Linked DNA regions of Mus musculus: regions 1, 2, 3, 5, 6 and 7 are each linked to region 4. A link is a loop called in an ENCODE intact Hi-C map of the cell type or tissue named here. Cell type or tissue: left cerebral cortex. All regions are shown on one strand. Region 1 overlaps Gm51794 (a long non-coding RNA gene). Region 2 has its middle 160 kb from the start of Gm51794. Region 3 has its middle 63 kb from the start of Gm51794. Region 4 has its middle 2.1 kb from the start of Samd5. Region 5 overlaps Sash1 (SAM and SH3 domain containing 1). Region 6 has its middle 45 kb from the start of Gm51794. Region 7 overlaps Sash1 (SAM and SH3 domain containing 1).

Region 1 (4,000 bases), 660 kb before region 4:
GTGTGTATGTATGATTAGTGTGTGTAAGTGCATGGATATCACAGGACAACTATATGAGATTGGTTCTTTCCTGCCCCTTTAGATGGGTTCTGGGGATTGAATTCAGGCCATCAGGTTTGCTTGGCAACTATTTTTGCCCACTGAACTCTCACTGGCTCCGGGACAGAGATCTCAAACCTGGGAAGGATGTAATGAGCTTTAAAAAAAATCTAGCATGTAAGATGCCCTGTGTCATGTGCTAACTGCTGACTATATGCTAGAGTTGAAATTTAAATAAATGAAAACAATGTAAAAGGAACAATTTAGTTCTTCTCATGTTGTGGTGACCCACCCCCAACTGTAAAATGATTTCTGTGCTATTTCTTTAATTTTGCTACTGCTGTGAATGGGACTGTCAGTATCTGATACACAAAATACTCAGAAATGTGACCCTTGTGGGTGTCGAGACCTATAGGTTGAGAACCACCACTCTAGAGAAATGTACCAGTGGGTCTCAGATTGACCAGTGCAGAGATGAGATGTTTCCATCCACACAGGGAGGGATACTCGTGGAACTTTGGGAAGGGCTGCCCTGTTGGGAAATGGTGGAGCCAGAATTGTGGCAGCACATGAATAGTAGCCTCCATGGGAATCTGGTCTGCCCAGGTGCAGTCCAGTTGGGCAGGTCTGGCTGGTTCTTTTGCTTCAGACAGAGGTGGCTGTCAGTGGGCAGACTTTGAGTAAATAAACATCTCTAGCCAGGGTGGACTGCTTTGAGGCAGGGATAGATCCAGTCTCTAATAACAAACAGGCTGGGTACAGGGGAGAGACACTCCAGTTTGTTGGACCATGAATAAACAGAACTAGAAAAAATAGACATGCATTTACTTTAAATTTGTATTGATTGGGGTTTTCAACTTATGGCAGTTGATATTGGTCTTACTCTGGTAACAAACTTAAAAAAAAAAAGTTATTCCAACTTTGAAGTAGAAAGCTCTAAAGTTGCCCTGGATGAAATCTAGGGAGAGGCACAATGAAGCCCATGCGTGTTTAGATTTTAAGGCAGCACTCAGTGCTAACAGTCTTGGATAGCATTGGTGACATTCTGAGCTTTAGTCTCAGCATTGTAAGCAAGCAAACAAATTTAAAATCTGTAAATGTAGTTTACAAAACCTGAAGTTTGAGGAACAGCGATGTAATGTGGAAGAGGTGTTTCTGTGAGGAGTCAAATTATCTTTAGGGTGCTCTGAGCTCAGTGCTAAAGCCCCACAATGTTTTAGAGGACCATGAAAAGGTGTCAATTTCATGTTACAGCATTAAAGACAACACTTAATATATAATATCGTTTTTACACTAGCATAATTGTATGTATATGATATGTATATATGTACATATGTATATATTATAGCAGAAGGGGTCTACAAATGTGCAAGTGTCTAGGGTTCTTGGAAGCCATAAATGCTACTACTCAGTGTCTTGGAGGGAACGTTGAGGTCATGAAAGACAGAAGGCCGAGCTTGCTCAGCATCACCACCAGGGGGCGTGCTGGGGCAGTTGTATTTGAGCAGACCACTCCACTGAAAGACTATTCAGAAGCAGCCTCTTTCTCAGTGTGTGTTCAAGCTTCCAGTGACTAGATGTCAGGTGTGGGTGAGAAAACAGGGTGCCCATGTCACCAGGCTGAGGCAGGTGGGACTAGGCCCTGCTCAGATGATCACTACCTGCTCTCAGGTCTGGTTGGGGAGTTGTCAGGGTTGCACATACACGGGAAGATTTTTCTGGGGTTGGGGGGAGAGGTACAACAAGCAGTGGGGACTTAAGGCATCTACTATTAGAAGGCATATGAGTGCATGCTTCCCTACAGTCACATCATGGGGATCTAGGGACGGTTACCATGTGGTCTCAATCAAGCTGCTTATGATTAAAGAGGTATAGACATGAGAAACACACACACACATACACACACATGCACATATATACATACTGAGAGAGAGAGAGAGAGAGAGAGACAGAGACAGAGACAGAGACAGAGACAGAGACAGAGACAGAGACAGAGGGAGGGAGGGAGGGAGGGAGGGAGGGAGGGAGGGAAGGAGGGAGGGAGACTGTGAATATAAAATGTGATTTGGGAATGATGTCATAGATTCCTTTTGGGGAAAAGCAGCCTATGAAACAATTACACCATCTTTCCTGCAGGCAAAGGCTGATGGGAAACAGACAGTGAGGGCACATTGAAGTTCATGTCACCGCCTCTTCCCATGGATGGCCGAGTACCCATGTCATTCTGTGCTGAAAGAATGTGCTTACAGGCTCAGTATGGAACTGCCCTATGGGAGACTATATTTGCTCTCTTGTTGCCAAGTGAGGCCAAGGACATTGAAAAATGACCCTATTATAACTTCTGATAAAAGCAGCAGCTACTTAGAGGATCAACCAATAAACATCCGAAGAAGACAAATGGCTCCAAGAAGAAGACTGATGTAAGTTGGAAATTAGGGATACCTGCTGTGAGGGGACCAGAACAAAGCTTAGGGCACAGAGATTCTCCCATTCCAGGCTCACAGATCGCCATTGATTTGGGTCACCTGACTGCTCGTCCTGGGAAAAAGTCAATCACTTATAATATACATGAAAGTAACCTGAGATCAGTGACCCTTTGTGTGAAGGCTCGTTATCATTGTGACAAACCATCTGAAATGGAAAATCAGGGTAATTTTATGTAATACTCTCACTTGGGCTACAAGCCTCCGAGTGTTTGGTCAGAATTATTTTCTATAGTCTAAATATAGAGTCAGCATAAAAACTATTAAAAAAAAACCTTCAGCTTTTAGGGTTACTCAAGGTTATTTTTTAGAGGCTTAAACAAACCCTGTGGATATCTCTTTCTTGTGAAACTTGGTCTATTTTATATTGTTGATTGTAGCAGTTTCTACCATAGCATCCAGCATGTATCCCACAAATTGCTTCCTTCTTAATCTCAAGGGTTTTGGCAAACCACACTTAAATGGCCAGGAAAAAGCGTTATTCCACATTTTCCATTACGTCAGAGTCTTGGCAAGTGGGCCTGGGGCTTGGTGGTGGTGGTAGTGTTAATCACTGGCTACCTCACTCACTGTCCCCACGTGTCTGATTAACCACAAACACACAGTGTCGTTCAGCCACGGAGGAGGCCATAGTGGAGAACTTGCAAGACAGGTGGGACATTTGCTGTAATTTTTTCTGTCAGCTGTCATCAGTCAACAAAATCCAAACTGAGACCTTCAGCTGCCAACTGCTTTGAGGCGAACACTTTCCTGGTCCCAGAGTAGAAGGGGGACCAGCTAAGATGGGGTAGAGTTGAACGAGAGTCTCTCTATTAGACAGAATGAGAGTGGATAGAAAAGTCGTTTTTTGAGAGGTTAATGAAGAGCCTTGTTGTGAATGGAAGCGATTGGAACGTACGCTTCTAGCAAGGAAATAGCCCCCAATAGCATGCAATAGCATGCAATAGCATGCAATAGCATGCAATAGTTAGCCCATTTTTTCACTCCGCGTAAACTCTCACATTCTGCAGCAGCTGCTACTGTTTGGATTATGAATAGCAATAAGCCATATGGCATGACAGAAATGAATCACACATATTTTCACATGGACAAATATTATTATTCCCAAACATAAACACGTCCATATAAGTGGGTTTTTTCCCTCCTGGGAGGAATACAGTTCCTGATCTCAGTTATGAGAAGATGACTCTGTACGTGTAAAAATCACCTGCCAAATTTATTATCATCAAAACAATCCTACCCTTGCTCTCTCCGTGCCTTCCTTTCCTTATTTGTCATCAGCCACACTCAGGGTGGTGGCAGAGATGTGGGAAGGAAGGGAAGGAGAAGACGGGAAGGAGCAAGGGAAAGCACAGCTGTGGAAGGGGCTCCATGCTGTCCCTAGCTCTGCCCTTAGCTGTCTTCACTCTTGCAATGAAGCAGTGCGCTTGCCTGGGAATGATTACAGGGAGCATCTAGCAGCCAAACACTGGGAGGTG
Region 2 (4,000 bases), 510 kb before region 4:
AAATGCATGAAAAACTGATTAGCTGAAGGCAGCCCTATATATAGCAGAAATGGCATCTTCTTAATATTTATGCTAATGTGAAAGACATTTTACACAAAGGTTAGAGGTGACATATGGGTAAGAAATGATCTTAACATACACATTTATTTACTTACAATAATGCGTGACATGAGTGGGACTCCCTGAGAGGGATTTAACAGGCACTGGAGACGGGATATGGAGGAATAATTTAATACGAAAATAATACACACGCATGGGCGCAGGTACACGCATTTACAAGCTAGGTGCAGGTAGGATCAGCCAAAGCTCATGTAGAAGTGGAGCGTACATACTTCCATGCTCAGCATCACGAGTAGATTTCATTCTTTCAGCCTGAGATAGCCACTTTTTGGGGGAGGGGAGCTCAAAAGAGATTTTTGATGGAAATTGGAAAAGTTTTTAATGATTTCGGTGACCCCTTGTCTATAATGCACCGGAGAAGTATTCAAATGATGCTATTCCAAACTGCAGCCACTATCTGGAGTGAGGAATGAGGAAAGTGGCCGGTAAATGCCATGCGATTTGCACATTTCCACGTGGCTAACCCGCAGGCGGAATCCTCTTTTCTACCAGCTTCCTGAGCACACTCCAAGGTGAGACTCCACAGAAGCAGCGAATAACAATGAGCCCATCTCAGGCTGTCCGTGAAGAACAAATAAAACATGAAATTATCATGAACTGTGGACTCACACAAGCGGGCAAAGAATGGGTTACAGCCGAGAACGGATTTCAAACAAACCTCTGATTTAATGACAACCTAAGCCAGAGCCTGATTGAGGGCAATCAAATGCCTCTCTCTTTATCTGCTTCTAACTCACTTTTTTTTTTTAATACCAAAAGAATAAACGGCTGCTGCAACGTCAGCTGTCTAAGGCTGCAGCAAGCTCTGAATACAGGAAAGCTGTTTCCACAAGCAATTACGACACAATGCACATTCGGGCTCTAAGTACGGTCAAGCGAACAGGTAACCAATAGCAACTTCTTACTCAGCGGGTCCGGGCAAACTCACCAGAAGGACGGTATTTGCTTTCTATGGGTGCATTCTAATTGTGCCTGCCCTCAACGGGGGAAGTGGGGCCCCCACAAGGAATATGACTTTCAGATTTCAAAACAGAATCAACATCCAGACTACTCACCCACTGGGAACGAGGCAGTACAGGAGGGGACCCTCAGCGAGGCCCCTAAGATTGGCATCTTTTCACAGTTTTTGATTTATAGTGAGAGCCTGTCACTCATCCTTATTTATCACTTTCTAATCACACCCATGGATGCTAGCGCCAGCCCTCACTCTCCGAATCATAATTTTTTCATCTGAGTGCATTCTTTGCAGCATTTTATTATCCTTTATTCAGTGCCCCCCCCCCGCCCCCCAGCACCCTGCCTCCTCCCTGTACCCGTTTGTTTCTGCGGAGCTTGTGGTCACCCTCCCCTCAACCCCCAGGGAATCTCTGGCACGATGTATTCTTTTTGAATCAATATTGTCTTTAAAAAAAAAAAATGGGGAGAGTACTCATTGACTAGCGTTGGAAGACTCTAGTTTCTTTTTAAGATTCATTAATTTTTATTTGATGTGCATGGGTGTTTCACCTGCATGCTTGTCTGTGTAGCATTTGCGTGTCTGGAGCCAGCAGAGGTCAGAAGAGCGTGATGGATCCCCTAGAACAGAAATTACAGATGGGTTCTGGAAATCGAACTCAGGTCCTCTGTGAGAGTAGCTAGAGCTCTTAAGCACTGAGCCATCTCTCCAGCCCCACAGCCAGTTTTTAGACAAGACTATTCGCAGAGAAGAAACAAGGGGTTGTTAGATACTTTCTTATAATGACTGCGCAACAAGAAGTCACTTCAGAGAAGGAGAATTTATTTGGCTCATGGTTTCAGAGAGTAAAGTTCATTACGGCTGAGAGGCACGGGGGAGACGACTTGGAAGATTCGTGGTAGACTGATGTGGGAGGAGCAGAGGTGGTCGCATGATGGAGGAGTATGGTGGAAGAACACTGTGGAGGAGTGTGGAAGGAGGCTCTGTCTGTCACTGACAGCAAGAGCTTGTGGTATTGCTTTCCACACTTCTGTGGACCACTAAGCAGAGAGCCTGGGCTGGACATTAGCTACATCATAGCCAATCAGGCCCATCCTGCAGTGATTCACTTTCAATCACCAGGGAGATCTGTCTTTAAAAAGCTTATACAGAGTTGGGTGTGGTGGCGCATGCCTTTGATCCCAGCACTTGGGATGCCAGAGGCAGGCAGATTTCTGAGTTCGAGGCCAGCCTGGTCTACAGAGTGAGTTCCAGGACAGCCAGGGCTATACAGAGAAACCCTGTCTTACCAAAAACCAACCAACCAACCAACCAGCCAACCAACCAACCAACCAAACAAGCAAAAAGCTTATATAATTTCCCAAACAGCGCCACCTACTGGGGAACAAGTGTTTAAAAACAGGTGAGCCTGTGGGGGAGAATTCAGATTCTAACCATCACAGGAACCAAGTTTATGTTCTTTCAGACAGATGGAGACCTTCTTAATGATATGTTCTCAAGTGCACACTGTACAGATGGTCATTCTTCAATCAGCTAGTGTGAGCTGCCTATGGATAAAAGCTGGGCTATTGCTACGGATCGCCTAGTGATGAGACATTCCAAGAACTGAATTGTTAGATGAGTCTGCCTTTGTGGGAACATCACTGAGTGCATTTAGGAAGATGCTAAAGCTGTGGCTCAGCCACGGAGGGTAATCTCTCGATGAAATCAAGAGACATTGTGAACATGAGTGGAATCCAGCTGCAGCTGGCCTACTATGGCAAAATGTGTAAGTGTGAAAGTTATTTTCTAAGAAGAGGAGTCGACTCCAAAATAATAGTAATGGGGCAGGAGAGATGGCTCAGCTGTTCAGAGCATGTACTACATCTAGCAGAAGATTAAATTTGGTTTCCAATACCCATTAATAGGCAGTCCACAACCACTTTTAACTCTAGATCTGAAGCCCTTTCTAACCCTACAGACATCTGCACTCACACAAGCAAATACCACCTCGATGACACACATATAAACAGAAGTAAGTCTTTAAGAACAAACAAAACACACAAAACATTGCTAGTATATATACCATAGTCAATGTACAACCTGGTATGATGGCTACTTATTATCAAGTATCATGTACTACACAGTACTGTGTGTGCTATGTTGTTTACAACAGAGATTCCATTGGGTTTGTTTACAATAACGCCAGCACCAACATGGAAAATAAGCATTCACTACATTACAGCATCAGTAGGGGAGAGGAAACTGTCACGTCTATTATTACCTATGGAGCCACTGTTGTAAATGAGATCCATGGCCAACGGAAATGTTACATTACAAAGCATTTATGCATGGTTTATGTGTATAGGCCCTAAGCTAGGCTGTAAAAGCATGGCCTGGTCTCATATTCTTGTGTCTGTCTTGTTTGTTTCATAACTGGGAAAGAGCAACAGACAAGAGAGACTACAGTCATCATTAATGCAGCCCATTCCTCTGGACATCGGGATTGAGTTGACCGTCCCTCTCACCATTATTATCTCTTCCACCTCACACCCCAGTCACTGGACCAACTCCCAAGCTTTTGTCTTTTGATCTCTCTCTCTTGCTGAGCGCTTTCTAGGCCTCCCTGAAATCCCAGCCCTCCATACCACATAGGATGCCTGCTCCAAGGTAAAGAACAAACATTTTCAAGCAAAGCATAAAACCCTTGGTTTCCTTGGCAACTTGGGCAGGGAAAGAGCATTTACCGTACTCAGAACAGTGACTGGGAGCAGGCTTATTCATGCTCTGCCTCGCTCCTAAGGCCGTCTCTTCAACACAAGGCAGTGTTCCCAAGCTGCCCCATGTAGCGACACGTTTAAAGTTAAATGGCAAGTGAAGCCTGCCACTAAGTTTAGCTCTCCTGCTGAAAGCCTGGGGAGAGATTATTCGTTCCTTCTGATGATA
Region 3 (4,000 bases), 610 kb before region 4:
ACAGCTAGAAGAGCCGTCAGATTAAGAACACTGTCCCCTCAAGATTCTTCCATCCTTTGTCAGACAGCCTGCACCTGCTTGCTTCCCTTTACCTCCCCGTTTTAGATAGAGCTGCTCTCTCCTCCCCCTCTCAGTCTGAAAGAAAGGCAAAAAGGGAAAGGAACAACAATTTAGCTGGAGGTCAACTGGGAACCCCTGCTAATGGCTGCTTCTTCTCTGCTCAGTGATTGTGGAGAATAGGAAATCAGGCCGAACTCACTGTTGTCATCAAGGAGAAAAAGCTGGTGAGCCAGCGAATGATACTGACTGCCTTTTCCCTTTGAAGAAAAATAATTACCACGTTTAAGGGACACGCTTCAGGGCAAACACCTTCTTCCGAGCTCATCACTGTGGAGGACAGTGCGCTGTAGCCCAGCAGAGTGGGTTGCCCGTGATGGAAATGGCCTGCTTCCCTCACACGACCCCGTGTCCCCGTGTCCCATGATCTCTCTCCCTAAACCAGGGATGAGGGAGTCTGAAGATCATGTCATGCAGCTCTGTATGTTTAGGTGGCCCGTGATGTCTGGTGCTTGTATGAAAGGCCCGAGACTTCTAGTTGCTAAGAAAGGTCAGGGGGATAAGGCTAACGGAAGGGCTGTGCTACTGTACAAAATACACCCAGGCAGGTGATATCTTCAATCCATCCTTATCTCCAGAGCAAGGTGGCTTTACAAATAAACAGATTTTCTGGGAGCCTGAAGTGAAGGATGAGGTAGGACAAGGGTCAGAGTTAGGGCCTTCACACCTCCTCTGAAGAGGGGGACATTTCCAGTTGAAAATTTGTGTTCAGTCCCTGAAAAAAATTAGACTCTTAGCAAGTAGGATTTTAAACATATCCCTGAATTTTATTTTTTTCATTTACTGATAGCACACAATCGCTCTGGTAGCTAATAAATTCTTAAGAGTACCTGGAGAAAAAGGCTTTAATGTTTGTCACTATCTGCAAAGCAGTTTGAGAGGTTTGAGCTTCAACAGGGTGTGGGGTGTGGTGTGGGGCAGTCAAAGACGTCTTGCATTTTTAAAGGAAGAAGTATTTGGTTAGCAGTTCAGCATCAGTCGTTACCATTCACTTATTAAGAAACATAAATCAAGTTTACTTAACATACAAACATGACAAAAAAATTAGCAACCTGTGCTTCGGCTTTGCGTTACAAACTGAAGGACTGTGACTTCCCTTCCGTTGGAAGTACATATGCTCTATAAAATGAAAGAACTCATCTCACAGAGCCTTACCCTTAGGTGAAGAGCTACAGCAATCGATGGCTGCAGAGAGAGGGAGAAATGGGCTGCCCTAGGCATGAGCTTCCTGATAGCTCACCTAATCCCAAGTGGTAAATCCTAAACACATATTCATATAAGCAACACTGAACGAACGTAGTAGACTGTGTGGTGTGTGATGTGTGTGTGTGTATGTATAAAATGTGTGCATGCATGTAACAGTAATAAAGAAGAGGAAGTCAGGAGTATGAAGAGGATCATGGGAACAAATTGGGGGGGGGAAGAGGAGGGGTGAGTGATGTAAACACTGTATTCATGTACTAAATTCTAAAAAAAAAAAAAAAAACCCAAAGCCAAGCAACCACCTCAGCCTCAACCAAAAAAGAAAAAGAAAAAAAGAAAACAGGGAGAAGGAATTCATACAAAAGAATTATTTAGCAAGCAGACTATATCCTCAGTAAAAGAAGTATTAACAATTATAGACATCTAATTTGGAGGGTCATTAAATTATTTTTAACAGCAATGGATTGCGAAGAAACGTTAGCAATTCTTGCAACCCCAAATAACACATCCAGTTTATGGGTAAGCATATCCTGTTTAGCTTGATTTTCACCATTTCATGCTGGACACCTATAGAAAAGTCATAGCGTGCAACACACATACATACAGTTTGCATTTGTCAACTCCATGTTAATGGTACCTATGTGTTTATTGTTATAACTACATGGTAATTACCTATCTTGTCTTAACTGAAAATCACTAATAAGTTCACAATAACATAAAAGGTATTATTAAAGACATTAGCAAAATAATTGTGTGTGTGTACATAGATGTGAAATGAAAAGTACTCAGACACTCAAAGATATAATTGAGCACAGAGCCTTTGACCACATGATTTTAGTTTTAGGGAATTTTGTCTTTATCTGGATTATTTTTGAGGAAGCTGCCTGTTTTGTTTTCTTGTGTTCTTAGTCACTGATTTTTGGAAGCCAATAGCAACGGCTCCGTCGCGCCCCCTTGTGTTAAGGGATAGTTTCAAAATTCTGAAAGTCTACCTTCTGTCTTCAGTTCACTTTGAAGGACTGAATTGGATAACATAGTACATTCAAAAGAAGGATAGAAAATTCCTAGGAAGCATGAATCTATGATCTAGGCACGTCCACCACCAATCCATTCTCAGTGCATCCATGAAGCTCTGCTGCATTTTTTAAAGGTCCTGAGCGATCACTAAAGCACTCTTTAAGTGGCATACCACACAGCGCCATTCACATTTTTGACTGAATTTGTAAGTCATGGTATCTCACTCCCTGGGAATTAGAAAATGCAGCCTAGTAGACTCATGCAACACAATTTCAAGACTTTTTTTTAACATGTGAGGATTTTTATTAATTATGTCTTCCAATTCCCTGTGGGCTTGAGATTGTTTATATTTTGAAAATGTTATACTCTTCTAAACTATGGTTTGCTCCTCCCCAATTTCCATGCCCTGGACTCATCTTTCCCGGCCCTCCTGACCCTCTCTTCTTCCCAGTTCTATCCTGACCCTACCTTTTTCTTAGTTCTATCCTGACCCTACCTTCTTCCCAGTTCCATCCTGACCCTACCCTCTCCCCAGTTCCATGCCTAAACAGTTTTCCTTGTAGACTTCAAGCCAGCCTACAAATGCCACAAACTGTAAAGCATGTTTATCAGCATTCTGACATGATATTCCATATTATAGACCATTTTGTTGCTTTGGGTTTGTTGTTCCCAATGGTGATATTATCCAGTTGATGATTTGATTTTTTTCCTTCTTTCCTCACGGCCCCAGATGGACTACAAACACAATACAACCAGTCCTTGGCGTATGACTGAGCACGTCACAAACATTTACGTAGAGCTTAGTCATTTGCAACTGAAAATGCTTTTTCCGAGAAAAACTATCCAAGAAATCATAATTAGTTTCCAAGGGTACTTTCTCAAATCCGTTTTACCTACATTGGAAATTCTACCAGGAGTACCATTTCTATTAAATTTGCCCATCATTTGTTGAATTATTTGTTTGGTTAAATGGATATTTACTCTTAGCATGGCTAGAAGCAAACCTCCACTCCTGTACAGTCTAAGGGGCACCTAGCTCTGAGCGGAGTGGGCTTAGTGACCAGGCAAACACATCTTGGAGATAAGCCAGAGGTAGAGAGAAAAATTATGATCTCTCTCCTCACCACCACTCACACCCTGGGCAGATCCCTCAGTAGCAGATGACCTTCATTCAGAGGCACACAAGTACTTTAGTTGAAAGATGCTATGGCATGCAACATACCTTCAGGGTTTCCTCTAGTTATGTGGCCTGTTCTCTCGCTCTCATCCTCCCCTCTCTTCTTTCTCTTCTCTCTCTCCTCCTTCTCTGCCCCATGTCTCTCTTTCTCTCTTTCCATTTCTCCCCTCCTCTTCTTCCCCTCCCTCTCTCCCTGCCTCCCTTTCTCCCTCCCCTTATCACCAGACATTTATTAGTTCCAGTGTTGGTACAGCTATTCTGGTAGGTTCTAGGGATGTAGAAGACATGAAGATGGGTAAGAAATAGTCCCTGCCCCTGGGGCTGACCTTCTATAAGTAACTACAAGTAACACAACTATGTTTATAGGCTATTAAGAACTATACCAAACAGTAGGTGGCACAAAGCAGCTAGCTTTAAGGGGGCCTTAAAATGCATGTAGAGTTGGATAATAAACAATCAGAAAATTAAATCAGAATGAAGATCATA
Region 4 (4,000 bases):
CCAGCTGGGGCAGTCTGGGGAGTGCTCGCTGCATGTCGCTATCTGGCCGGCTCCGTGGACGTCTGCAACCGGGTCCCACGCCGTGGAGGCGGCTCCGGCGGGCAGACCGGTGGATGATGGCGAGCGCCTGGTCTGTGCGCTTGTCAGTCACTGTCGTTCCCGGGGTCACGGTGACCCGGTGGCTATTAAGCTTCCGGACTCCGGTGGCTGCCCTGGATATCTTTCGACATTTCTTTTGAATCCGACTTCTCCAAACCCCTAGATTTTTTTTTCTTCGCTCAGTTCCCAAGCCAGTGGGTACTCTCGCCTGGGTGTCCAAGGGGAGGACCCGGTCACTGGTCCTGAGAGAAGCTGTTGAGTCCAGTGTCCCTTCTCCTTTCCCGATGCACGTAGAATGTCCTTTCAAAGGAGCGGGTTGCTAAGGCTCCACAGGCACGGTGTGTCTGGCTCTGTGGTGCTGCGCTCTGTGCCCCAAGCAGCTGCGTTTTGGCAGCAGGGTGGGAGCGACGTGGGGACTGTCCAGCCTGATGGGCGCGAGGCCCCTCCTCGCTATAACTAGTCACACCGGGTGGGTGTCGGGAGGGGCACGACTGCTCCCGATTGCCTCTCCCTCCAAGGCCATCTGACCTGCGAAAGTTTGGGGTGGGTTGTTACTTTCTCCTCCTCGGTCAGCGCATCCCTACCTGATCGGCATCCCTCCCCACCCCCACCTTCCTTCCAGCCACACAAGCACACCGCGTTGTGTCAGACCCCCTCAATCTCTCCCTGCCTTTTTGCTTTCTATTCACTTCGCGTTACAGCTCTTCTGCCCCAGGTGGCTCCCTGCCCAGGGACAAGAGAGGTTTTCTGCCTCCGAGACAGGGACCACAGCCGACTCCCCCTTCTCTGCCCCAGGGTCGCGTGTTAATTGATACACCACCACATACACCACCACGCAGCTGTGTTAAAGAGAACACTAGGGCATCTAGCACTTCTGCCTAGATGGGAGTAACAAAATTAACCGAGATTCCCTCCTGGTGCCCATGGCCCAGCTTTGAATGGAGGCGGGGGAGTGGGGAGGAGAAGGGCGACCCCCCGGAGTTCCTAGGCCTCTTTTCACTTCGTCTGATCTTTGGGGAAGCAGTTAGAACCTTAAGAAACCTTGCAGGCAGCAACAATTTCCTTTTCACAAAAGTAACACTCAGCTTCACTCTAGAGCCAGACCTGGCCAATACCCTTCCTGAAAGAGTCCTTCTGGGGCCCTACCTGTCTCTAGGCACAACACTAATGATGGCACTGCCCATCCGTGGCTTTAGAGTCGTTCCCCGTGGCTCCAGGACCGTTGGCTGTGGGTAAGGGACTCTCTGTGCCACGTTTCCACTAAATTAGTGAAGCTTAAACCCCTCTTGGGACAGACACTGAGAATCAAACTAACTCTCTCTCTCTCTCTCTCTCTCTCTCTCTCTCTCTCTCTCTCTCTCTCTCTCTCCTTTATGGTCTGTAAAATACCTGATATGGGTGAACCCAAAATGCGTCCCGTATTTCTACAATAGCTGGGGCCTATATGCTGAGTCCCAAGCTCCTGGATCCAAACGTCTCATACTGAAAAATAGCTACCAGGAAGAACCTTCTGTTTGGGAAGAAGAAAGACTACAACGCGGGTAGTCACGGAGCCGTGTCTGCCCGCAGTCCTAGATCACCCGCGTTTCCGTGTTCAGAGACTAGATTATGGTTCTGATCCTGGAGCAAGGCTCTGGGTTACCCCGGACCCTCCCTACCTAGCACGGATTGTAACTTGCCCTCCGTCCCTTGCCAAAGCAAGCTCACAGTGCCCTCTTGTGTCCAAGTGCTGGAATTTTAAGGCGTTGCCCAAGTCCCAAACTTGTTTTGTTCGGCTGAAGGAAGAAGAGGGCTTTATGGTTCCTATTTGCCTTCGTAATGTACAGATAATGCCCTCGCGTGTACCTTTATATCTCAATGCTTTGTCATGAAAACCGTTGGGTTTTGGTGAGGTGGGTATTGCAGTACTTTCAAAACAAGTCTGCTTCAATGGAACAGAAGTTCTCTGTAAATGCTTCTTCGGAAGTTGGTACTATATGCCAGGCATCTGCATTTATGTCTAAGTATATGTGGCTCTTAGAAGTATTATCCGCTATGTTACAAAAAAAGGAAGACCCATGTGTGAAACATTCCCTCCTCGTCTGGTCACTGTAGAGGAAAGGGTAGAGAACTATGAAGACAGAAACTCAGGGACAGGCTTCCAGCCACTGGATTTCCAGCTCCCTAGCCATTGCTAAAGGAACCAGCAGGAAACCTTGGGCTGGTTATAAAAGCAGAGTCTCTTACTTCTGCTGTTTGTGTGGTTAGAAAAGGAAACTTTCAAGCTCTTGAGTTTATTGCCCTGGCTTTTCTTTCTCAACTTGTTTGAAAACTCCAATAACACTACTTAATAGTCCTTTGCTTTCTCAAACACAGCCTCTTTCCCTCGGGAGCTTCAGGGCATTCATTTTGTCTCGTTACTCTTCAGCAAGCCAGTGAGTATTTTTATTTCCATTTTACAATTAAGGAAACTGTATTGGAGGAAGATGAATGGCTTGCCCAAGGTCATATGGTAAATCAGGATAGAGACAAGAACAAGCCTGTCTTGTTGAAGCCCCTCCTCTGCTATAGGCAACAGGGATTCTCCCTTATTTATGATCCGGGCACTGTCCAATTAGGAACTAAAGGATCCTGTGCTCTCGGGAGGGAACAGCTTTTTATGAATTAATCATTTGTTAATCAGTCATAAATAAAATCTCTCTTTTGACCTCTCCTTTTCCTCTCTTGCACACATTTCCCATGCTTGTCCAAGCCTTTGTGTGAAACTGCTGCTCCCAGTAGACTTCATTTATTTCTGAAGTCACAAATACAGAGCTTCTGTGGTCTGTACTCATCTCTGCTTCCTACGGAGGCTCCTGGCTATAGTCCAGAATGAAAGGGCAAAAATAACGATGGGGGAGGGGTAGAGAGTACATGGTTTGGTGGATCGAGTAACTTGCCGCACGGAGTTCAGATCCTGAGTCCAGACATCCCTAGTCTAACTAAAAGGATTTAGGCTGGATGCAAGGGGCTGTAATGCCTGTTCTGGGGGGGTGGGGGGGGGAGAGATCAGAGACAGGTAGAACCCAGGGATAGTTGAGAGCCAAGTGGCAAAGTCCAGGTTCAGTGAGAGACCCTTTCTCATAAAATAAGGTTGGTGGTGATCTGGAAAGTCTCTAGACACTGACTTAGGACCTCCACACGTGTACATACAGCCAATCACCATTTTCACACACACACACACACACACAGTGTGTAATTTTAAGATTTGGAAGCCTTCAGGAGCTACAAGGCCATTCTATAGCAAATACAGAATCCAAATTTACATAGAGAAGCTAGAGGTCCAGGGAACTGAAGTTTGCATGTGTGTCTTACCCACATATGTGACAGAGCCCAGATCTTTTCCTCTTGGGCTTTGTACTGCATTGTCTTCTTTTATGTGGCTATTGTCAAAATTGTATACATTCATCGATGTATACTGAGATACAGTACCAGACACCAAAGCAAAAACCAAGCATACAGTGTTTCTTCATTAACAGGAACTGGAGAGATCTCACCATACAGAAATTTAGCTGCTGGGCTTTAAAAGTTTGCTTGCTTTGCTTTGTTTTGTTTTATTTTGTTTTGTCTATGTGTTCTCCCACTCAAGCACTAACCAGGTCGGACCCAGTTTAGCTTCCAAAAGCAAACACACCCAGAGAGTGTGAAACTGGACCTTGACATTCAGAACTCCACACACACTTTTGTTCTTAAAGTGGCTATCACACTCCTAGTTCTCCTCCTAGTCTTAGCCTTAAAGCACCAAGATAATTCACACCATGAACCTTGACAAATACCTTTTCTTTTTGCAAGCTATTTTGGTGGAAAATGCTTTCTTAGAGTTTTTTTTTTTCATTAAAGAAAAAAATTACAAAAAGTAAACTGCTGATTATTAATTAATATA
Region 5 (4,000 bases), 880 kb before region 4:
GGAAGGATGAATAGACACACGTCAGAATGTATTCCCTGAGCCTCTGTAGAATTCAACCTTCAAAATCAAGAAATGTCCTGCGCGATTGCCAAGCCCAGCGCCTTGCAGCATCTCTCATCCCTCCATGTCTCTTGCCTGTGCACACAGGAAGGACTAGCCTACCACACTTGCGTCTAAGAGATGGACTTCAAGGGCGCACTAGAATAGACTGGCCCTGCTCTGTCACGACTAATGGACCGAGTTGCTCTCGAGAACTCGAGATGCTGTTTCCCGATCCCAAATCTAATCATACATGGATACGTGAGAACCAAGTGTTTCGGGGATACTTGAGGAGCTGGCTGCGGGGATGTTGCGGAGACACCTTCTGGTCTGCTGACGGAAGGAAAGAGAATGACCACAGTGTGTCCGACTCATTTCTTCTTGTAGCTACATTTAAGTATCCTAAGGTGCACCCAGGCAAAAACAACCCATCTCACTTTCACATGTGGAGACCAGCACTTAGCAAAAGCACAATAAATGTCGACGTTCAAAGAAAGTCCTAAACTTACCCCATGCCAGGCTTAGTGACGCTTCACTGTAACTAAACAAACAAACATACCTGTGCACACACACAAATGCAGTTATAACCTAATTTGTAAAAAGCAACATATGTTATACATTACTTGAAACCTGTACTTACAGAGATTTTTTTTTATGGCACAATAATCTTAAATCTCAGGATATAAAACTTCGGCGCGAGTTTTCTCCCTGCTGAATTTTGAATCGGGGATCTTGCTGTTCCTGTTATTATCCAGCATCACCACAGGCTGCCCAAGTGCCCCCAAAGCTAGTCACCTGCTCCTCGGGAAACAGAGAAGGGACATAGCTGTGCTACATGGTGGTAAGGCTGAGAAAGAGCCTTGCTAGGTGTGTGATAGTTTGGGGCTACACTTTGAGCATTAGAAAGGCAGAGGCAAGAGTTCAAGGCTAGCCTGGGCTATACAGCTAGACTCTTGTCTTAAAAACAGCTGACTGATCTTAAAGAAAGCAATTTCCTTTTTGTGAGCTACGTAAGTATAATTGATATTGTGCTTGGTAATATATACATACTAGATATGTATGGTATTTTTAATGTTTTTATTTATTCTTGGAGAACTTATACACGATTTTGTCATATTCTTTACCCTCCAGGGATGGGGCCTGCACTGCAGTGTGGTTGATATAGTCCACTGGGCAAAAGTAACTGATTTTTTTTTTTTTTTTTTTTGGTTATCAACTATGATAGCTTCTTGGCTAGCAGTGGGACTTTGTGTCCACTTCTATATGCAAATTTTCTGAGACAGAGTTTCGTGTCCCATGGCTGGCTTCTAACTTGATATGTGGCTGAAGACTGGCTTTGAATTTCTCCTTTTTTCTGCCTCCATCTCCCAAGCACTGAGACTATAGGAAGGCGCCACCCACCCCATAATCACGGTAGGCAAACAATATACAAACTGAGCCATCGCCCCTGGCCTAATGAATATTACCCATAAGATAGCAAATCCATTTTTTATCTCGTGAACATTCTTCTCTATTTAATAGAAATAAACACGGAACAATATTCAGCTAATACCATCTACTACCTGCCATAAAAACTCAAGAGGTCACCCAGCTGCAGGGACAAGACTGAAGTGAGGTCAGAGACAGAAAGCCTGGGCAGTAAGGAAACGCTCACTTTCAAGGTTGGGAAGAGACAGAGGCTGGCGCCCCCTAGTGCTCAGTCCTGCGTAAGTCTCTTGCTTGAGGCCAACCGTGGGCCTTCCTAGTGGAAAGTCTGCATTTCACACACATCTCAGTGCAGTCAATTCTCCAACTGTGAGGGAGAGTAATTCTCCCCCGGAGTCTTAGAACTCCATAAACATCTACTGCAAACAGCAACACCAGTCATATTTTATCAACCCAGTCAAAACACTCTCTTATTCAGACATGTTTTGTTTGTTTTTCATTTCAGAGTCCTTTCTCAGCTAGAACTTTCTTCTTCTTGTCTTTAGTTCAGCTTGCTGGCTTTTTGTTTTGTCTGAGAGAGCATCTCACACTGTGGACCATGCTGGTGTCAAATCCACAGCAACCTTCAGGTCCCAGATTTCTGGGACTGTAGGTACAAGCCACCATTCTCAGCTTTGGCCTGTAGTTTCTGGCTTTCTGCTTAACAAAGTAAAAAGTCACCTCCATAAATGATCAAGGCGCCTCGTGTAGTGTGAAATCCAAGGCAACAAGCCCATCCCAGGATAAGAGTCACATGCTGTGAAGTCAAGCAGATTTGGGGAGAGGCATATTCACACCTTGATGACGCTGGGTAAAGTAGCTATAGTAAAATGGCTCCTACCTTACTAGGCTGTTGGTAGATGATCTGAGTGCATAAATGGAAACACCTTCTGTGGTGCCTGCCCCTTGGGAATATCCTTGTAAATGACACCTATGTAAATATCCATCAGAGCCATAGGCAAACTGAAGCCTCCAGCGTATTCTACAAAGCTCACCTTTGCGGCTCCAGCACACAACTCTGGCATACACCGCCTCCGCTAGACTAAGCCATTTCTGGTCACTGAACTGTCTCAGTGCTAATTTGTTTTCATGTCAACTCCTCTCCAGTATTTTGACATAGTTATTTCTTTTTCTCATTTCTAGAAGCGACTTATTAGAATCCCAACATAACATACACTCGGTGATGGAGTGCGAAGTCAAATGTTCTTCGGTTTATTTGTGGCGTGATATTATTTCCATTTGTTTATATCTTATTGTCGGGTGTGTGGAAGCAATGGCTCACTGGTAAGAGTGCTTGCTGCTCTTCACAGGTCCAGCATCAGGGCCCTAACATCTACATCAAGCAGCTGACAACCACCACCTGTGACTCTGGGGAACCCCACGCCTTCTTCTGGCCTCTGAGGGTATCAGTGTGTGTGTGTGTGTGTGTGTGTGTGTGTGTGTGTGTGTGTGTCTGTGTCTAAAATTTAAAGACTTTTTAAAAGTTTTTATATCCTACTGTCTCCCAGTCCAGTATTTAGCTTGGTAAAGAACAGTATATATTAATTTCTTTTTACTAAGGCTGAGAAGTTTTTTCAATATGGATACATTTCCTAGAAAATTATTTGAATCCATCAATTATGTCACATTAACTTTCTACAAGTAATGGCAGGCTTTTCAAGTTTATGAAATATAATTGTTGTCACAACAGTACAACCAACCCACTCTTTAATTCTGCTATTTACAGATCTGGGATGGTTAATTTTAATTGTCAACTTGGCACAACCTAGGATCACCCAAGGATAAACAGTCTTAATGAAGGACTACGGAGATCAGGTTGACCTGTGTGCATGTTTGTGGGAGATTGTCTTGATTACACATACACTGATCCGTGAAGATTCAGCCCACTACGAGTGGCACCATTCCCTAGGCAGGGAGCCTTACACTGTAGGAGTAAAGAAACATAGCTCTATACAAGTATGCATAAACTTATTCTCCCTCTACTCTTGCATGTGATCTAGATAAGCTGCTTTGAGTGTTTACACTAGCTTTTCTGCAATGACTGACAGCAACCTGGAATTACAAGTGAAACAAACAAACAGCCTTTCTCCCCTAAGCTGCTTTTGGTAAGGCATTTTATCACAGCTCAGAAAAGAAAGGACAAGGTCCTGTTACCACATGGCATAAATTCTTAGGCCCAGAAACTGCTGAACGCACATGGAAGACATTTGAAATCTCAATCTATGACCTTTTACAATTGTAACTTTTTCTACCTCATCTCTTTTCCATAATTTCCTTGGTTCTAATTATCCTCAAAACCACTTTAAGTAAGGCTACTCCTTTCATGAGATGTCTCAAAAGGACACTGGATTCAGAAAACAAGGAGATGACCTGCATGGTGCGTAGCGCATGCCTACACATGCTAAGCACTAACTTAATAAAAACCCGATGAAGAGCAGTAGCTCTTCTTCCTCGGCTTTGACTCATGCTTCTCTCAAACCTTCTTAAAATGTTCTTT
Region 6 (4,000 bases), 620 kb before region 4:
AGCCCTTTCACAGGCACCTATTTTATGGGTCACCTAAGACCCATAAAGGAAAACACAGTTATTTACATTGTAATTCACAACAGTAGTAAACTCGCAGTTATGAAGTAGCAATGAAAATAATTTTATGGTTGGGGTTCACAGTGTTAGGAGTGTGACTTCCATTGTCAACCTCCCACTAAGCCTGTTCAAAACTCAAAAATTGGGTGCTCTGACTCAAGGTTTGACCCTGTAGCTGAGGCTCATGGGTGAGGTTTTCACAGCCTTTGTGACCTCCATCTTGACCCTTTTACATTTATCTAATCTAGTGCTTGAAATAAAGTAAAACGTGAAACGCCACTTGCCTGCTTTAAGCTCATTATGGAGTTCTATTCTCTTGGCATTGATGAAAATATCAGGCACCCAAAAGGGAGCCATGTAGCTCTCATCTCAGGACTTCTTGCTACCTGTTTCAGGCCTTCCACATGTCCTGCTGTACCTCAGGGCTGGCCGCAGCATGCTTCGTGCACTTCTAGCTCAGTTCTCTGGCGCTGCCCTCATATGCAGATGAGTGTATAGCCACTCATTATTTCATTGTCTCCAGCCTGAGCTGATGCAATGGACCCTAATACTGAGTGGTCCCTATAAATTGACTCAGTGAATAACTGAGCTAATATTCAACTCCTTTCAGACAGCTAATTTCCAAATAACTTTTCTAGAAGGATTGACAAATGCAATCAAGGATGAGAGGAAAATGTAGAACACAGTGGTCCTCACACCCTAGAGTCAGAGTGTGAAGTTTGGTGCCAAGAGTAGGGAGGTGAGGGGTGGGGGTCGGGGTGGGTGCAGGTGGGTGCTAAAACTACTTTCATAAACAGGCTTCACTCTAGGTATCCAGGGTTCTCCTTCAGGTATAATTTTGTGCATTATAAGAAATCATTTCTTTTAGACAAGTTGAATGCCATATAGGAGTTTCATTACAGATAAACAGAAGGCAATAAAAGCTCCCCAGAGACAAAATAATAACATGAAGATGTTTTTGGATATGGTCTGGCTCAGCATTTGATTAAGGACTATATTTAATCCAGAAGGGAAATAGTTTAAGCACCCATGTTTTTTGAATTAGGAGGTTGATGATTTACCAGGAAAAGCCTAAACAACGAAAGGTTTGTAGGGAAAGGTATCTCACAGAAACAAAAGGAAATGACTTTTGTTTAATATTTATTGTGCTTTTCCCTATCAATTTTAGGGAATGATTTCTTAGTAGCTAATTTGATTTCCAGGAGGTGAATGGCCATAATGTGGCCTTATGGTGGTGCTTTCTCTGAAATACTGGTTTCATAATAATGTGAAGAAATGTCAATTTCTCTGGGTTAGATATCTACTTATTTGCTAGCAACTCAGCACGGATACTTTGGAACCATCCTCTATCTCTTGCGTCCTGGGTATGGACTACTAATTGCTAACGTATTAATTAAAACAATTCTGTGCATTCTTGCTTCAAGAAACTATGGTATTAAAGTTTACATAATCATCTTTATATGACCACTTCCACCTCTCCCAGATATGAAAGACGAGAATGCTAGGGTTACTTGCATGCACATTTCCAACAACCAGTTTAGGCTTCTCTAATGATAAAGAATAATTACACAAGCATCTTTTAAAAATACACTTTCTGAGAAAATGTTCTAATTAAAAAAGAAAATTCTTCCTTTTGCTTAACCATTCATAGACTGTTCATGGAAAGAGCTAGCTAGCTACTCAGCCCTATTTAGTGGTTTTGTTGCATTTATCCGTCCAGTAGATGGCAGTAAGTGTTTCTGAGATGATTTGGGTCTTTTGTGTGTGAATGTGGGTGTGTGTATGTAAGGTGGTAGAAATTTTTGCTCTAGAAGGAAAAAATTATTTATCCGATGTTTTATAGGTTCGTGTCAGATAAACCCAGTGGCATATAATTGGGCTTTCAAGGAGACAGTTACATTGTGGGTCACAACAATTAAGCTGAACACCGTCTCACAGAACTATGTAACTGGGTTCTACCTCAACTATGAAGTAACAAAAATAAAAAAAAGGTTATATTTGGTTTTATGAAATGATAAAGTTCTGACTTTATTGGCTAATAACTTGCAAATACAGAGGTTCACTTCAAATCCTTAGGTGGGTAAATGCCATATGTAAAAGTTTTGAATATAGCATATCAGGTGTGCTAGACCCTTCTCTCTAAGAAGGCTTAGGTCAACAGACAATATCAATGTAAACTCACTCAGTTGTTACCCAGGTGATGGGGGTTGTAATGGAGTTATGGACAAGGAGCTGAGCCACTGAAGTGGAGGTTATTTTTAACTGAGTGGAAGAACAGAGGGTGTTTTGGAAAGCAGAACTCACACATGTTTGCCTGGAAAACAAGTGCCAAGACCTGCCAGCCGAGTGCATGCAGGTATGGGATTAAATCACCTGGGGTGGGGGTGGGGGAATCAGGATATACATCAGTGTGCCTGATTGTAAAAGTAGTCCAGGGAAGAGCGTGAACTTGCCTGCTGAATGCTAGGCTTAGAAGCTTAATTTTTATTTGGAAAGCACTGAAGGACCACTGAAGAGTAGTAAAAGCAGTGGTTTAGAAAGAACAGCCTGGAGTCTGAACTTGATGCAATGCAGTGACAAGAAACAGGCTGTGCTATTACATATAGGTCTAGAGAGAGGTAGTGATGGTCATGTCCAACATGAAGTCTTACCACTGGGATCATTAACTTTGTCCCTTTTGGTTGCTCTCTTCGTTAAGAACAATAACAAAAAAGTTGGACTAAGTGGTTTCTTTCCAGTTCCGAACCCCATGGGAATGGCCAGGAGACCCACCAGGTGGAGAGAAAGGTCGATGGATGCAGAGAGAAGCAAGGCAGGCAGAACAACACCTGGTCTTGGACTGTGAAATGAAAGGAGGGCCCTCGGCAGGGAGGGGAGAGGGATGATGGAAAAGAAGATGATATCGCCCAGATGGTTGCTTAGAAAGACAGTTGGCCCTGGTAGGAAGAGTCATGCCAGCATTGGAAGAATGTATTTGCAGTCTAGACTCCACTCTAGTGCTACACTATGTGGCCTACTGTTTTATGTACTAGTCAGCATTATTCGTAGCATTAAACATGTTCAAAGCATAATAGCAGTGTCCCAAGATTTACATAAATTATCTGCATATACCCAAATGACTTATATGGGTGTGTCCTACCTGAACAGTCATCAGCACATCTGTCATTGTCAGAGAAGGAAAGGGACTCTTCAACACAAGGTTAAAATGGAAGCAAAAGAAGATATTCCTTGTACAGAAAGGTGACACCATGGATCACCCCCCTCCTGGGGCTAGGCAGTAAGTTACTTTCTTCTAGTGGTCAAGCAGGAGGCTCAGGCCATCTGAGAGGGAAGCATGGAAGAAACCACTCACAGACATCATCGCCACCTCAAGCTGCTCCAACCTAGCCTCACAGCAAAAGCAACGCAGAGGTGAAGATTTTTCTCTACCAAGTTCGGATGAGACAGCTGAGCATAAGGGACAAATGTGAAGTTATCAAATAGTAATCAGAAAATGACTCCCAAAAATGCAATTTCCAGGGCTGTCACAGAGCGAGCTTGGACTGTCTCAGGGTAATCTCCTGGCTCATAACATTGCACAAATGACAACTGATGCCCACAGGGTGAGTGATGGGGGAAGGGACCCTGGCACTCTGCCAAATGATCAGATTGAAGTCTGTTTGATGGTGTTTGATGCTGAGCAAAGACCGTGAGGTGCACACTTCCATTCAGTGTGCTGAATGTTCAACCATCAGCTTTGTAAGCCTTTGACCTTTCTTCATGAACAGCCATTTACCAAATAATAAACAAGTATATGTACTGTAAAGACAGGAAATCTACACTCCTTACCAAATAAAGCTTGAAGCCCTTCTAACTAGGTTAAATTCTTTTATATGTAACCATAGTTTATAGTATACTACTGCACTCTGGCCATTTTCAGCTCCATGTCTACTAGAAGGATTTG
Region 7 (4,000 bases), 890 kb before region 4:
CTTGAGAGGCGACTGAAAACCCAGGTGTGCAGAGTAGAAGCTAAAGTCCACGGCCAAGTCTCTGGTGTCTGCGTGGGAGTGGCTGGGGAGACTTCCGGCCAGGAGAGGTCATGTCATTGTTTAAAAGGGAAAGAGTGTCAGGGGTGGACGGCACAACATGTTCATTTATTGATAACTCCTTTCAGACAGACAGGAATGTGGAAGTCAATGTGTCCTGGTTTCCTTTGGATTCTGGGAGAAGTGTAAATTACTGAACCCCGGCTCCAGGGGACGACATATTTATTTGCTATGTAAACAAAAGCAAAGGAGAAGCCTGGAGAAAGGGCAGAACTCCCTTCGACAGAGGCCAGCTAAATTCTCATGCTGTCAGACCCAAAGAGGGTTTCCAGGGGCAACAACCCCATAACTGTCCCTGTCACAGAGCAAAAAGGGTCAGAAGAATGCGAAGGCTCCAAGTGGGGGGTGTGCGCTGGAGGGTCCAAAACTAACAAACAAAGCAAAGATCCCCTTGACCTGGTGGGGTCAGTGCTTGGCAAGTTTAAGAGAAAACAGCAGGGTGGCTGGTGTGAGGGGACATTTGCAGACTTGGTCCCCGGGGTCAGAAGACCACTAGCTAGTCTAGTTATGTTATGTTCTCTTCAAGTTCAAGAAATTCATGGGGTCAAAATCTTGAAGTCATGAAAGGAATGTCGGAAAAGTTGACTATTTCGCAGTTATAAGCAATGAGTTAATCCTACATTGCAGGGGGGAGCTGGGGGGGGGGGGTCCATTTAGATCAGGGATGGGGCTTCTGAGTCTCAAGGCCACATCACTGTACCTTTTGAAGTCTGTCTCATTATTCCTTTTTGGTTCTTTCGGAAATTCTGCCAGAAGTATTTATTTTTCTTCTTCCAATCTCCTTTGCCTTTAAGAAAGAAACAAAGAAAAGGAGTGTGTATGGGGAGTGGGGGGAGGGGGGAGAGGTACACAAGCAGTAAATTCACTTAGTATCAAAAGTAGTCTCTTTCTTACAATGTCAGAGCTTGAACAAATACTCTGATTTCACAAAAGACAGTTTTTTGGTTTGTGAAAGGTGGGAGAAATAGCTGAAAAAATAAAGTGGTTTAAAAGAAAATAAATTTCCTAGTAGCAAAAAGAAAAAAAGGGTGGGGGGGGGAAAAGAAAAGAAAAGTCGAGATAGAGATAAAAAAAGCAACATAGAAGCATCAGAAGGGCAGGGCGGGCGTGTGCTCTTGGGCTCACTTTGAAGTTTGTTTAGCCAGCCTGCCTTCTGCCTTATATTGGGGGTCACTCCGGACCTTTGGTGGCAGCCACAATTATTTCCACTCTACCACAAATAGAAAGCTTGCAGAAGTCCACCTTGTTTTGTTTTCTTCCTGCTGCCTGCTCACCATTGCTTTCTCTTTCTCTTATTGCAAACTTAAGGAAGAAAACACACGGGCTATTTATTCTGCCCTAGTATTCGCTGGTCAGCACAGCTAACCAGCCTGGTTCACTGCAGTGTTTGGTGACACGGATCTATAGCCCAGGTAAGGCATGATCCCCAACTCTGTGATGTTTAGGCTTCTTGGTGACCGAGCTACAGATTAACACAGTCACAAAGACAAGAGAAACAGAGGCCGGTCTTGCTTGGATTTCTCCTAGCTCTCTGCCCCTTTGACCTCCCTCTCGTCTCAGACTAGGATCAGGTGATTCAGCAATGAAAATAAATTTGCCACCGGTAGACATTTTTTAAAATCTATTATGGTTCTAGGAGTTGACAATACAAAATACCTTTTTAAAAGCAAACAGAGAGGCTGGGTGATAGCTTAGTCAGTGAGCAGATTGTAACACCAGCATGAGAAGCAAAGTTCAACTTCCCAGAATGCACTAGCTTGAAGCTGGGCATGGGGCACATATCAAAACCCCATCACCAACCACCAGGCAGACGCAGGCAGGTCCTGGGCCAACCAGTCCAGTGACCTGGTGTGCTCTAGGCCAATGAAAGAGACTGTTGTCTCAAACAACCAGGCTCCCAAGGAATGACAATCAAGTTGTCTGTCTGTCTCTGTCTTTCTACCCCTCTCTGTCTTTGTCACACACACACACACACACACACATACACTTACTTTTAAAAGACAAACATAAGGGAAGACAGTCAGTGAACAGGAAGAAAGTTCTTCATTCTTTAAAAAGAGGAGGCAGTGGCAGCAATGGCTGCCACCATGCTGATGTGGCATGCCCTGCCCAAACTGCAGCTCTGTCTCCATTTGGTTGTCTGTCTGGTTGCCCTGTGACCACTGGAAGCAAGGCCCAGCAAAGTAGCGGCTTCCACAGTCTAGACTGGCGGTGCCAGGCAGCGAAGCATGGAGTAGCCAAGTGAGAACTCCATCTCTGGTGCTCCCAAGCTAGCAAGGGTGTCATTTGTCACAACAGGATGTCCTCATTTAGATGCCGACAGCCCTGGAGGCCTGGGAAAGAAATCCAAGCCCTTCTTCTGCCTTCAGTTCCCTAGGCTCTCAGATCCTCAAGGATCTCAGATCCTAGTTTCGTGGGGTCTGCTGCTGGCAAGCGAACCCTGAAAGCAGACATCAGCCACCAAAAGTGAAAGCAGATTCGGTGTCGCTCATTTGACTTTTCCTTAAGGAGGCGGCTACAGTGCATTTCTCTATCTATAAGCTGTATATTCCCTTCCTTCTCTCTCATATATGTGTGTGCCTCCTGATTAAAGGAGTGTGATCAGAGGCAGCTCAAATTCTGCCTCTGTAAAATGGAGGTAATAAAAGTAGCTAACATCTTTTCAGCACTTACAATTACCCAAACCCTTTGCTATTTAACAGTCTATCTCTCTTAAGTCTCCTGTTTCTCCTCCTCCTTCTTTTTAAGTGCAACTGGGCCTTATGTAGCTCAGACTGGCTTAGAACTCAACACCTTCCTGCCTCAGGCTCCAATGTGCTGAGAGCACACTTGAGTCCTACCCTGTTCACTGCTGGGTCAGCATTTATGATTCAAATCCTGATGGCCAGCGTTCAGTTCTTGTTACCCACCCACCCTCTGGCCTTTGCTATAACAAGAGTAGATCTTATAATCAAGGATATATATAATTTATAATGCCTTGAATGCATATTATTTTATCTACACGTTCCAAATGTCAGAGGGCATCATTAGAGAAACAAAGTTAAGAAATTCTCCTGACAGGGTCATGTGCTCATGACAGAGAAAATTATGAATAAGCTAGCAAAAGGGCTGGTGGATGAGATTATGGCTTATCCAATATGATGCAGAAGGAAGCCTCTCTCTGCTAACAATATTTATCAGGTAGAAATATTCATAAATGGCCATTTTTGAAGACTTGCAAAACAGTATGTAGACCAAGATGCTACTTGTACTTTCAAAAGAACAATCCATGCTGGGCAGTGGTGGTGCACGCCTTTAAATCCCAGCACTCTGGGACTGTCTAACACACTGAGACGTAACTCCCAGTGGATCTCTGAGTTCGAGGCCAGCCTGGTCTACAAAGTGAGTTCCAGGACAGCCAGGGCTATACAGAGAAACCCTATCTCGAAAAAACAAAAACAAACAAAACAAAACAACAAAAACAACAAAACAATTCATAATGGCAGAAAGAGAAGAAAATTGTATGTCAAATACCAGCGTCAGAGAGACGGTCAGCTTAGGCGATACAGTGCTTGGTAAAAAGCACATGGAACTGAGCTTGGATCCTCAGCTCACACAGTAAAAATCACATCATGATGCCATATGTCTATAACCCTAGTGCCAGGGAGAAAGGCAGGCAGGTTTGCCCAGAGGCAGATGGCAAACTGGAGGACATCTAGTGTGCACCTCAACCATACACATACATGCACATACGCACACATATAAACAAACGCACATACATAATCTTTTACAGTATCTATTTCTGAATTGACAGATGATGATAATGATGATGACTTCAGCGAGGTCTATAACTCTACATGTCTAGATATCCTCTATAAGCTATGAAAATGAAATAATTCAGTTA

What was found. A loop is a pair of places that touch in the nucleus more often than their neighbours do. Peaks named below come from ENCODE experiments on the same cell type or tissue, not always from the same donor. Only the 100,000 strongest peaks of a DNase experiment are listed, where the experiment ranks them.
Region 1: it touches region 4 in a loop (5-fold over the local background); 12 of 42 quality-filtered maps call a loop at or near these places.
Region 2: it touches region 4 in a loop (2.0-fold over the local background); 7 of 42 quality-filtered maps call a loop at or near these places.
Region 3: a loop joins it to region 4, with 4 times the contacts of the local background. A loop is called at or near these places in 13 of 42 quality-filtered maps.
Region 5: a loop joins it to region 4, with 3 times the contacts of the local background. A loop is called at or near these places in 8 of 42 quality-filtered maps.
Region 6: a loop joins it to region 4, with 9 times the contacts of the local background. A loop is called at or near these places in 23 of 42 quality-filtered maps.
Region 7: it touches region 4 in a loop (4-fold over the local background); 8 of 42 quality-filtered maps call a loop at or near these places.

What each region holds. Positions count from the first base shown.
Region 1 is chr10:9,011,474-9,015,473 of GRCm38, forward strand. It overlaps Gm51794 (a long non-coding RNA gene), which reads left to right. Exons shown (of 3, transcript XR_003948990.1): 2 at 2,176-2,459. Among named protein-coding and RNA genes, the nearest start is that of Gm51794, 4.7 kb to the left of the region's middle. In left cerebral cortex, a CTCF peak has its summit at 1,513 (motif pointing right); DNase peaks (open chromatin) are centred at 1,522, 3,591 and 3,790.
Region 2 is chr10:9,165,157-9,169,156 of GRCm38, forward strand. No RefSeq gene overlaps it. Among named protein-coding and RNA genes, the nearest start is that of Gm51794, 160 kb to the left of the region's middle. In left cerebral cortex, a CTCF peak has its summit at 2,482 (motif pointing left); DNase peaks (open chromatin) are centred at 614, 900, 2,730 and 3,898; H3K4me3 peaks cover 979 bases; H3K27ac peaks cover 373 bases.
Region 3 is chr10:9,069,568-9,073,567 of GRCm38, forward strand. No RefSeq gene overlaps it. Among named protein-coding and RNA genes, the nearest start is that of Gm51794, 63 kb to the left of the region's middle. In left cerebral cortex, a CTCF peak has its summit at 2,280 (motif pointing left); a DNase peak (open chromatin) is centred at 2,273.
Region 4 is chr10:9,675,345-9,679,344 of GRCm38, forward strand. It overlaps a transcript of Samd5 not described here. Among named protein-coding and RNA genes, the nearest start is that of Samd5, 2.1 kb to the left of the region's middle. In left cerebral cortex, a CTCF peak has its summit at 1,825 (motif pointing left); DNase peaks (open chromatin) are centred at 411 and 1,809; H3K4me3 peaks cover 1,664 bases; H3K27ac peaks cover 689 bases.
Region 5 is chr10:8,793,815-8,797,814 of GRCm38, forward strand. The region is part of intron 4 of Sash1 (SAM and SH3 domain containing 1); the gene reads right to left. Among named protein-coding and RNA genes, the nearest start is that of Gm25410, 28 kb to the right of the region's middle. In left cerebral cortex, a CTCF peak has its summit at 1,730 (motif pointing left); a DNase peak (open chromatin) is centred at 1,735.
Region 6 is chr10:9,051,784-9,055,783 of GRCm38, forward strand. No RefSeq gene overlaps it. Among named protein-coding and RNA genes, the nearest start is that of Gm51794, 45 kb to the left of the region's middle. In left cerebral cortex, a CTCF peak has its summit at 1,769 (motif pointing right); a DNase peak (open chromatin) is centred at 1,794.
Region 7 is chr10:8,785,531-8,789,530 of GRCm38, forward strand. Sash1 (SAM and SH3 domain containing 1) reads right to left here. Exons shown (of 20, transcript NM_175155.4): 6 at 818-904. Among named protein-coding and RNA genes, the nearest start is that of Gm25410, 37 kb to the right of the region's middle. In left cerebral cortex, no CTCF peak of the experiment used is centred here; no DNase peak of the experiment used is centred here.